2 separate regions of the Homo sapiens genome follow, and region 2 is linked to region 1. Evidence: chromatin loops called from intact Hi-C (ENCODE). Cell type or tissue: PC-9. All regions are shown on one strand. Links, peaks and the distances in the headings refer to the core of each region. The heading gives the core; the rest is flanking DNA.

Region 1 (5,132 bases), core at 675-4,674:
GCGACAATCAGTACATGGCAGATACAGGTTAGTCCTCGGGGGCAACCTCTCGTGGCAAAGCCGTCCCTCTCCTGCTGACCTATAATCTTCAGGCACTTTCCCTCCTGGTTCTGTTCCCTAGCGGGGCTGATGTGATCCTGGCGCGGGGCTGCGTGGTCCCCTGCTCCCTCCAACTGTGCGTGCTATCCTGGGCCAGCTTCCCCCTCTGGTTGTCCCCTGATCCCTGTTACACCCCACACCAGTGATTCTTCAGTTTAAGAGTCAGAGAGAGGAGCCGATGGGAGTACTTGAACAAGCCTGCAGCACCAACTCACATACATTTTCCGGTGGGGTGCAGATCTCTCCTTTATAGTAAGAGCAGCAGGCAGCAAATGCGCGTTAGGGGCCTGCCCTGGGCCAGACCTTGAATCCTCTACAGCTGTTTTCTGGTTCAGTTCTTATTTTTATTATTATTATTATTTTTTTTTTGAGACTGAGTCTCGCTCTGTCACCCAGGCCAGAGTGCAGTGGCACGATCTTGGCTCACTGCAACCTCTGCCTCCCAGATTCAAGCGATTCTCCTGCCTCAGCCTCCCAACTAGCTGGGATTACAGGCATGCGTCACCATGCCCAGCTAATTTTTTATTTTTAGTAGAGACGGGGTTTCTCCATGTTGCCCAGGCTGTTCTCCAACTCCTAGTCTCAAGTGATCCACCCGCCTCGGCCTCCCAAAGTGCTGGGATTACAGGTGTGAGCCACCATGCCCAGCCTATCTGGCTCATTTTCAATTCTAGGGTCACCCTGTGAAACAGGGGTGTGTTATAATTATCCCCTTTACCAAGGAGAAAACTCAAGGGCGGAATTCCCTGAGGCCAGGCAGCTATAAAAGTGGGTCCGAGCCCGATAATTCCAGACTCCTGTCTGCCCCAGCTGTTAAACCTCTGGCTGCCTCACCTCCCTCACAGCTCTTAGCACTCTAGGACTCAATCCGGCTTCTCTTGAAAACGAACACGCAGGCAGATGTGGAGTGTGCAGGCCTCACCTGCTAGACTTGAGGGGAGCAGTGGCCCTGTCCCCTGCCCCACCTGCCAGCTCCCTACTCTTCACCCAGGCCTGTGTCAAAGTGCTTGCCCTTGGAGAGTGCGACCCTCAGGCCCCCTCCCTCTCCACACAGTCAATGTTCCCTGGCACCAGGTCTCCAATGTTCACTGACAGTGGTGGTGACCCTTGAGCAGGGCCTTCTGTCTTACCTGCCAACCCCAGAGCCCTGAACGGCACGGGGCATGCAGGAAGTGTGCAACCTTACCGAGTGCCTGAGATGTCTAGGGAACTAGCTTGAGTACGTTGTACGCATTGACCTATTTTGTTCTTACAACCATGTGATTGAGGGGAGGGTACCATTCTTCAACCCAGTTTAATACAAGGAAACAGAAGTTTGACTGGCATCCAGTCCCAACAGGGCTGAACAGACCTGGGCTAGAATCCCAGCTCTGTCCCCATCCTCCTGCCTGAGCTCAGGCGAGTGACTTCAGCTTTGCAACCCTTAGCAAGGGTTCATAACAGTATCTTACCACAAAGATGGCTGTGAGAACTAAGAGAATTAGGCTGGGCGTGGTGGCCCACACCTGTAGTCCCAGCACTTTGGGAGGCTGAGACAGTTGGATCACTTGAGGCCAGGAGTTCGAGACCAGCCTGACCAACCTGACAAAACCCCATCTCTACTAAAAATACAAAAATTAGCCAGGCGTGATGGCGCACACCTGCAGTTCCAGCTACTCAGGAGGCTGAGGCAGGAGAATCGCTTGAGCCCGGGGGGTGGAGGTTGCAGTGAGCTGAGATGGAGCCAGTGCACTCCAGCCTGGATGACAGAGCAAGACTGTCCCAGCCCCCCACTCCAGCCTGGATGACAGAGCAAGACTGTCCCACCCCCCCACTCCAGCCTGGATGACAGAGCAAGACTGTCCCATCCCCCCACTCCAGCCTGGATGACAGAGCAAGACTGTCCCACCCCCCTACTCCAGCCTGGATGACAGAGCAAGACTGTCCCATCCCCCCACTCCAGCCTGGATGACAGAGCAAGACTGTCCCACCCCCACACTCCAGCCTGGATGACAGAGCAAGACTGTCCCACCCCCCCACTCCCCCACAAAAAAGAAGAACTAAGAGAACAATACTGAGTGTTCATAGTGCTACATACTCTGTGGATATTGGATGTCATCATCTTTCTCACTGATTTTTCCTTTGGACTCCAGGTTAAATATTTGTTGTGTGTTTTGCTGCTGAGGTTTTGCTCATGTGACCTCTCTGCGGGAATGGTTCTGTCTATCCACCCATGAGTACTTGGGTGGGATGTTACGTATTTTTAATTTTAATTTTTTATTTTTTTGAGACAGGGTCTTGCTCTGTTGCCCAGGCTGGAATGCAGTGGTTTGATCATCGCTCACTGCAGCCTCAACCTCCTGGGCTCAACTGATTCTCACACTTCAGCCTCCTGAGTAGCTGGGACTACAGGCACACATCACCATGCCCAGTTAATGTTTTAATTTTTTGTAGAGATGGGGTCTTGCTCTGTTGCCCAGGCTGGTCTCAAACTCCTGGGCTCAAGTGATCCTCCTGCCTTGGCCTCCCAAAGTGCTGGAATGACAGGTGTGAGCCACTGCACCCGGCTGGGATGTTAAGTGTTTACAACACACTTGCGCGCCTATCTTCGGAGTCCCGTAGCCCCTTGTGAGTTACTGACTGTAACCCCCTGGTTTGCACAGATGAGAACTCCATCCTAGAGGCCCAGGAGCCTGAGTGGCCTCACCCAGCCAGTAGATGGCAGAGCTGGGATTCAAGCCAAATCCATCCCACCACAAACTCCTCATTCTTTGTACCTTTGTCTTACAGGTTTGTCTAGAGTCCCATAACAGTTTCCGCAGCTTCACAGGTTGTCTGAAAAGATACTAAGCACGTGCACCGGCAGGGTGTCGGCGTTCCGCCGACATCCAGGTCGAACACTTTGTCACCAGAGCACCAGTGGGGCTGTCTTGAGTGGAAGTGCTTTGAAAAAGTTTTATGTCTGTCGGTTCAGGTTCGCTGTTATTAATGTACTCCGTGGCGTGTTAGCTGGTTAACGCTATAGCAAGCATATTGCAGCTCTGCCCGAACAGGACTTTTTATTCAGTAGACTTAGAGATGTTTGCACAGAGGTTCCCATTCCTGCCGTGAATCCGTGTGCCCGTGTGACTCCCAGGTCCACCACCGTTACCGGCACATTCTTTTTGCTAGCAATTGAAAATAGGTGGGGTAGGTGAGCCAAGGGTCTCTTGCCTGTGTGTAAGTGGGTTTTGGTGAGAACTCACTGAGAACCAGTGCTCAGTCTAGAGCAAGCCAAGGAGGGTGCTGGACTCTCAGGCCAAGAAAGAGAACACAGTTTAAAAAGCAGCATTCTGTGCTGTAATACAATTGCGTATTTTGGTACAAAAATTAGCCAGGCATGGTGGCACGCACGTGTAGTCCCAGCTACTCAAGAGGCTGAGGCAGGACAATCACTTGAACCTGGGAGGCAGAGGTTGCAGTGAGCAGAGATCGTGCCACTGCACTCCAGCCTGGGCGACAGAGAGACTCCGTCTCAAAAATCATAGTAATAACAATAATAATAATAATAATTTCCTGTTTTGGAAAATGAAAGAAAAAACCTACCAGTACTATTTTTGTAATCCAGTGGCAGCAAAGCAAAGCTCAACCAAGTGACTTTGGGTGGAGGGTGGTGTTTGGTGCTAGTGGCAGGAGGGAATCTCATGGGTGAGGAAGGGCCGGGGTTCAAGGCGGCTTTAGGGGAGGAAGTGGGGGGCATCTGCAGCGCAGACTGAAAGGAAGGAGCACAGCCTGGAAGCCAGAAAGGAGGGGATAGTCTAAGCCTGTGTGAGCCCCAAGGGTCTGGGGAGGCCGGGGGCTGGGAGAGTTCCATGGTTCCTCCCTTCTACGTGTGGGGCCCAGAGTGGAGAAGGAGCAAGCCCCTGTCTTGATGGAAACAGGAGGCCCCTTATGTAAGTGTGTGATGCAGGGAGGGTGAGTGCTGGGGAGGAGAACTGAGTGAGGCAGGGAGTGAATGATACGTGGAGCGAGGTGCAGCTTCCCTGGGTGGTCAGAGAAGGAGACGCCGCATGGGTAGAGGCCAGTTTGGAGCGAGGGAGGGCGTTCCACAGGCAACTGATGGAAGTGTTCCAAGTTGAGGGAGAAACGTACAGACCCTGGAGTGGGAGAAAGCTCCACGATTTTCAGACACAGCAAGGAACCGGTGTGGCTGGAAAGGACTAAGCCAGGGGGAGAGAAGGAGAGAGTGTGTGGTCAGGCAGGGCCTGAGGGGCCTTGTAGATGAAAGACTTTGTATTTTGGGCTGGGCACAGTGGCTTGCGCCTTATAATCCCAGCACTTTGGGAGGCCAAGGCAGGAGGATTGCTTGAGCTCAGGAGTTCAAGACCAGCATGGGGAACATAGCAAGACCCTGTCTCTACAAAAACAAACAAAAACCCTCCAGTAACTATCATGAGTATGACAGATTTACCGTCCTCTGCAATTCTGAACATAAAGCTTTAAAATCAAAAGGCTTTTTGCAAATTTGGCACCACCCTGATTTGACAGCAAAATCTCGCCTAAAGAACACAAGGCTGTTTGTAATCTATACTGATTTCATTTAGGGTGAATATTCGTACTTTTTGCTGTATACATTACATTGAACTATGTGAAATTTTTTCTGCATGTCAAAAATGGTCAAATGTGGCTGGGCGCAGTGGCTTATGCCTGTAATCCCAGCACTTTGGGAGGCTGAGGCGGGAGGATCACTAGAGGCCAAGAGTGCAAATGAGCTATAGTACTGCCACTGCACTTCAGCCTGGGCGACAGGGCCAGACCCTGTCTCTAAACGATAAAAAATAAAGGATTTGTATTTTAGGTGAACCACGGAGCAACAGAAGGAGGGTTTTGAGCAGAGAGTGCCATGATCTGATTTATGTATTACAAGGTGAATGAGGTTAGAGAGAGTGTAAGAGCCAGGGCCCAGGAGAAACGGCCCGTCCCTGTGACATAGTGCTCTGTCCAGGCTGAAGCTGAGGCTAGAGTCGCCTCAAAAGTGGCACCAGAAGAATTGCCCCAAGAGAGCACCCCAAACC
Region 2 (5,132 bases), core at 511-4,510, 160 kb after region 1:
TTTTTGTTTCTTTTTTTCTTTTTTTCTTTTTTTGAGACGTAGTTTCACTCTTGTCACCCAGGCTGGAGTGCAATGGCATGATCTCGGCTCACTGCAACCTCCGCCTCCTGGGTTCAAGCAATTCTCCTGCCTCAGCCTCCTGAATAGCTGGGATTGCAGGGGTCCGCCACCACACCTGGGTAATTTTTGTATTTTTAATAGAGGCGGGGTTCGCCATGTTGGCCAGGCTGCTCTCAAACTCCTGATCTCAGGTGATTCGCTTGCCTTGGCTCCCAAAGTGCTGGGATTACAGGCGTGAGCCACCGGGCCCGGCATGTTTTTGTTTCTTTTTTGGAGATGAGGTCTTACTCTTTTGCCCAGGCAGGAATGCAATGTCGCAATCACGGCTCACTGCAGCTGCAAACTCCTGGGCTTAAGTGATCCTCCTGCCTGCCTCAACCTCTCAAGTAGCTGGGTCTATTGGTGCACACCATCAAGCCTGGCTTTTTTTTTTTTTTTTTTTTTTTTTTGGTAGAGACAGGGTCATGCTATGTTGCTCAGGCTAGTCTCGAACCCCTGCCTGACCTCAAGTAATCCTTCCATCTCAGCCTCCCAAAGTGCTGGGATCGTAGACCTGAGCCACTATGCCCGGCCCCATTTTGTACACCTATCCATCCCCAGCAGTCAGAACCATGTTTGACACAGAGTCAGTGTTAAACAAATGAATGAACCAATTTGCTAGCAAAAGAAACGTACTACTCGCCATCAGGGAGGTGGTAGCAGACTCAGGTCTCCTAACTTTCCGGGCAGTGTCCTTCCTACCACAGCATGGTTGGGGTATGGGTAATTTTGCTAATTAATGATATCAGACAGATTATAAAGTGCTTCACCTGGTACCAAATGGTTTCAGAAATCTTATCTCATTTGATCCTGACAACAGCCCATGGGCCAGATGGTAAAAGAATTATTATTGGCCCTAATATAGCAATGATCCCTGACAGGAACTATCCTGTACCATAGAAATCACCGTCGCTGCTCCTGACCTCTCACCCATGTCCACTGTCATTTATCTGGGCCCTTCCATCACCTCCTCTGCAGACAGGACTGTTAAGGCTTGTCACCTCTCAAGCACTTGGTCCCCAAGAATCCAGGACTAGCTCCTTCATAAAGAGGGAAACGGGTACAGACAGGGGTAAGTCATATAAGGTCCTTGGAGCAAAGAAGACATCTGAGTTTTGTGATGTTACAGGAGCAGAAAAAAGAAGAAAAGTGGAACTGTCAGATCAGTAGCACCTTAGAGAAGAGCTGGATGGAGAAGGAAGGAGAAGGGGCTTAGATCCTGGAAGGAGAGAGAATAAGTCCCAGAACTAAGAGCGGTATGTATACGGTGGGGAGAGAGGTGGGATGAAAATAACCATTTACCATAACCATAGATTCCCTTTTTTTAAAATGAAATGAAAAATATCCTAGAATATAATCACAAAGCCAGTTAAAAAATATTCTACACAGGCCGGGCGGGATGGCTCATGCCTGTGATCCCAGCACTTTGGGAGGCCGAGGCGGGAGAACCGCCCGAGCTCAGAAGCTTCACATGGCAAAACCCCATCTCTACCAAAAAATACAAAATATTAGCCAGGTGTGGTGGCGAGCCTGTGGTCCCAGCTACTCGGGAGGCTAAGGTGGGAGGATCACTTGAGCCTGGGAGGCGGAGGTTGCAGTGAGCCAAGATTGTGCCACTGCACTCCAACCTGGGTGACAGTGACACCCTGTCTCACCAAAAATAAAAATAAAAAATTCTGGACAGCAGGTTCTGTAAAACCATAACATTAGCTCCTGGGATCTGCTTAGTTTCTGGATAGCCTGAACTCTGCCCTAAGACCCCAGGGAAAAGTGAAAGTAGGATGCATGGCCCCTTCCAGGGAAGCAAGATGTGACTCAAAAGTCACACCAGGTCCCAAGGGTATAGGTCACAGAGATAAAGGCTGTAAAGCACCCCACACTTTCTCATTGTGCTACCTGCCATCCTCCTCAGATTCTGCCTGCCACCTCCTGGGCAGATAAGGCTACTACCCGCCTGCAAACCCTGGCAGGTCCAAGCACCACTCAGGCTGCTGTGCCTCTGTGATCCACACCCAGACACTGGAAATCGCCCAGAAGCAGAAACTTAGGGATGAGGAAGTTGGCAAGGGGGGGTCTTTTAACCTTGCATTAAATCAAGATGAGTCTTTGTTTTTTGTTTTTTTGAGACAGAGTCTTGCTCTGTTGCCCAGGCTGGAGTGCAACGGCACAATCTCGGCTCACTGCAACCTCTGCCTCCCAGGTTCAAGAGATTCTCCTGCCTCAGCCTACCAAGTAGCTAGGATTACAGGTGCCCACCACCACACCCAGCTCATTTTTGTATTTTTAGTAGAGACAGCGTTTCACCATGTTGGCCAGGCTGGTCTCAAACTCCTGAGCTCAAGTGATCCACCCTCCTCTGCCTCCCAAAGTGCTGGAATTACAGGTGTGAGCCACCGTGCCCGGCCTTCAGTATGAGTCTTGGTACGGAAAGAGGTCTGAAACATCTTATGAAGCTACAATAGCAGTTGTAGAAGAGAATAAATAAAACAGTACTGTCTATAATCTTAAAATCAGTATAGTTATGTGTCACTTAACAATGGGGATATGTTCTGACAAATACAGGCAATTTTGTCGTTATGCAAACATCACAGAGTGTACTTACACACACCTAGATGGGATGGCCTACTGCACACCTAGGCTATAATGGTATGGCCTATTGCTCCTATGCTACAAACCATGGTACTGTACTGAATATTGCAGGCAACTGGAGCACAACAGTATTTGTGTATCTCAACATAGAAAAGGTAATGCATTGTGCTATGATGTTACAGCAGCTACAATGTCAGTAGGTGACAGGAATTTTTCAGCTCCATTCTAATCATATGGGACCACCATTGTATATATACGCAGTCTGTCAATGACCAGAACGTTGTTATGTGGTGCATGACTATATATATATATAATAATAGCAGCTGAGTGTTTTTGAGACCTTCATACATGTGAGCACAGAGCTAACCTCTCTGCATGCACCGTTCAATGAATTCTTACCAAAGCACAGGGACATAGGTATTGCCATGACTTTTCTTTTTACAAAAAGGGAAATTGGCCAGGCACATGGCTCATGCCTGTAATCCCAACACTTGGGGAGGATCACTCGAGCCCAGGAGTTCAAGACCAGCTTGGGCAACATGGTGAAACCCTGTCTCTACAAAATATAAAAAAGATTAGCCAGGCATGGTGGCATGTACCTGTGGTCCCAGCTACTCAGAAGACTAAGGTGGGAGGATGGAGGCTACAGCGAGTTGAGATCGAGTCACTGCACTCCAGCCTGGGCAACAGACTGAGACTTTGTCTCCAAAAAACAAAACAAACAAACAAAAAAAAGGAACTGAGACTTAGAGCGATTGTGGAATAACTTGTCCTATATCTCACAGCAAATAAGTGGCAGGGCAGGACTAGAACCTGGATCTGTATGACTCCGGAGTCTGAATTCTCAGCCTCTGCTAGGAAAGCATGGATGTGTACACATGTACGTGAAATTCGCAAAGGCTACGTGACAGTCAACAATGGTTACTTAGGAAATTGGGAGGAGGGAAGGTAGGTCAACTTTCTTTCTTTTTTTTTTCATTAAAAAATTTGTTTTTTAGTGACAGAGTGAGACTGTCACTAAAAAACAGTCTGGAGTGCAGTGGCACAATCATACCTTACTGCAGCCTGGAACTCTTGACCTCAAGCAATTGTTTTGCCTCAGCCTCCCAAAATGCTGGGATTACAGGCATGAGCCACTGCACCCGGCCTCATTTTCTGCTTTACATAATTCTGTACTGTTTACATTTTTCCCATGAGCATATATTATTTCATAATAAACACATAAAGCCTGGTTTTAAGTTGATTCTGCTGAGGACTAAGCTCTGATTTTTTATCCTGCCCAAATTCCTATCTAAGGGGCCCAGAGAATCGTGCCCTAAAAACCATAAATTCTCATCAGTTGGGTTTTATTTAACCCTATATATCGTGACTTACTTTCCAGTCTTACTGTGGCATAACGTTACTTGATAAAGAAGAAAGTCAAAATATTTTACTCCAAAATCATATTTTGAAGTGGCCCTGCAAAGCTGTCCTTTGTGGGGAAAATTTGCATCTGTAAAGAATCTCTATCAACATAGCTAGATCTTTTTCTTCCAGGCCCTCCCAATCCTGAAGAGATTAACTAAGAGTCTAGCACCTTTTAAAGATCTGAATAGGAAACATTTGTCATCTATTGTCTCTAAGGGCAGCCACTGTAAGACTTCAAAAGAACCTTGGTCTCCACAATCTTTTAACCTGAACATATCCTTTCTGTCAATCCCAGGTCTTTAGACAAACTCAATCAATTGTCAACCAGCAAATGTTTAAATTTACCTATAGCCTGGAAGCCCTGCCCCACTTTGAATTGTCCCATCTTTCTGGACCAAACCAATTAATTTCTTAAATGTATTTGAGGCCAGGCATTGTGGCTCACGCCTGTAATCCCAGCACTTTGCGAGGCCAAGGCGGGCAGATCACGAGGTCAGGAGATTGAGATCATCCTGGCTAACATGGCAAAACCCCGTCTCTACTAAAAATACAAAAAAAAAAAATTAGCCAGGTGTGGTGGCGGGCGCCTGTAGTCCCAACTATTCGGGACGCTGGGGCAGGAGAATGGCGTGAACCTAGGAGGCGAGGCTTGCAGTGAGCCGAGATCGCGCCACTGCACTCCAGCCCGGGGGACAGAGCGAGACTCCGTCTCAAAAGAAAAAAAAAATGTATTTGATTGATGTTTCATGCCTACCTAAAATTATAAAACCAAGCTGCACCCTGACCACCTTGGGCAAATGTTCTCAGGACCTCCTGGGGGCTGTGTCACGGGGCCATGGTCACTCATAATAAATCTCTTCAAAATATTTTACAGTTTGACTCTTTTCATCAACACTGTTCACCAAACATACACAGAGAAGAAAACTCAAATTACTCTAGCGTTTAGGTCCTGTTAACTGACCAACTACTGTGAGCTACACTGAGGGCTAAGCACTTCACGTCCAGGACGTCACTGAATCCTCACAACTGGGTCTGGA

Evidence for each region. A loop is a pair of places that touch in the nucleus more often than their neighbours do. Peaks named below come from ENCODE experiments on the same cell type or tissue, not always from the same donor. Only the 100,000 strongest peaks of a DNase experiment are listed, where the experiment ranks them.
Region 2: a loop joins it to region 1, with 5 times the contacts of the local background. A loop is called at or near these places in 3 of 110 quality-filtered maps.

What each region holds. Positions count from the first base shown.
Region 1 is chr19:35,304,091-35,309,222 of GRCh38, forward strand. All of the region lies in intron 7 of MAG (myelin associated glycoprotein), which reads left to right. Among named protein-coding and RNA genes, the nearest start is that of MAG, 14 kb to the left of the region's middle. RefSeq lists an enhancer at 640-1,527. In PC-9, for the core only: CTCF peaks have their summits at 2,751 (motif pointing right) and 2,950; a DNase peak (open chromatin) is centred at 2,811; H3K4me3 peaks cover 115 bases; H3K27ac peaks cover 940 bases.
Region 2 is chr19:35,466,878-35,472,009 of GRCh38, forward strand. No RefSeq gene overlaps it. Among named protein-coding and RNA genes, the nearest start is that of KRTDAP, 21 kb to the right of the region's middle. RefSeq lists enhancers at 1,676-2,249, 3,972-4,545. In PC-9, for the core only: a CTCF peak has its summit at 2,045 (motif pointing left); no DNase peak of the experiment used is centred there.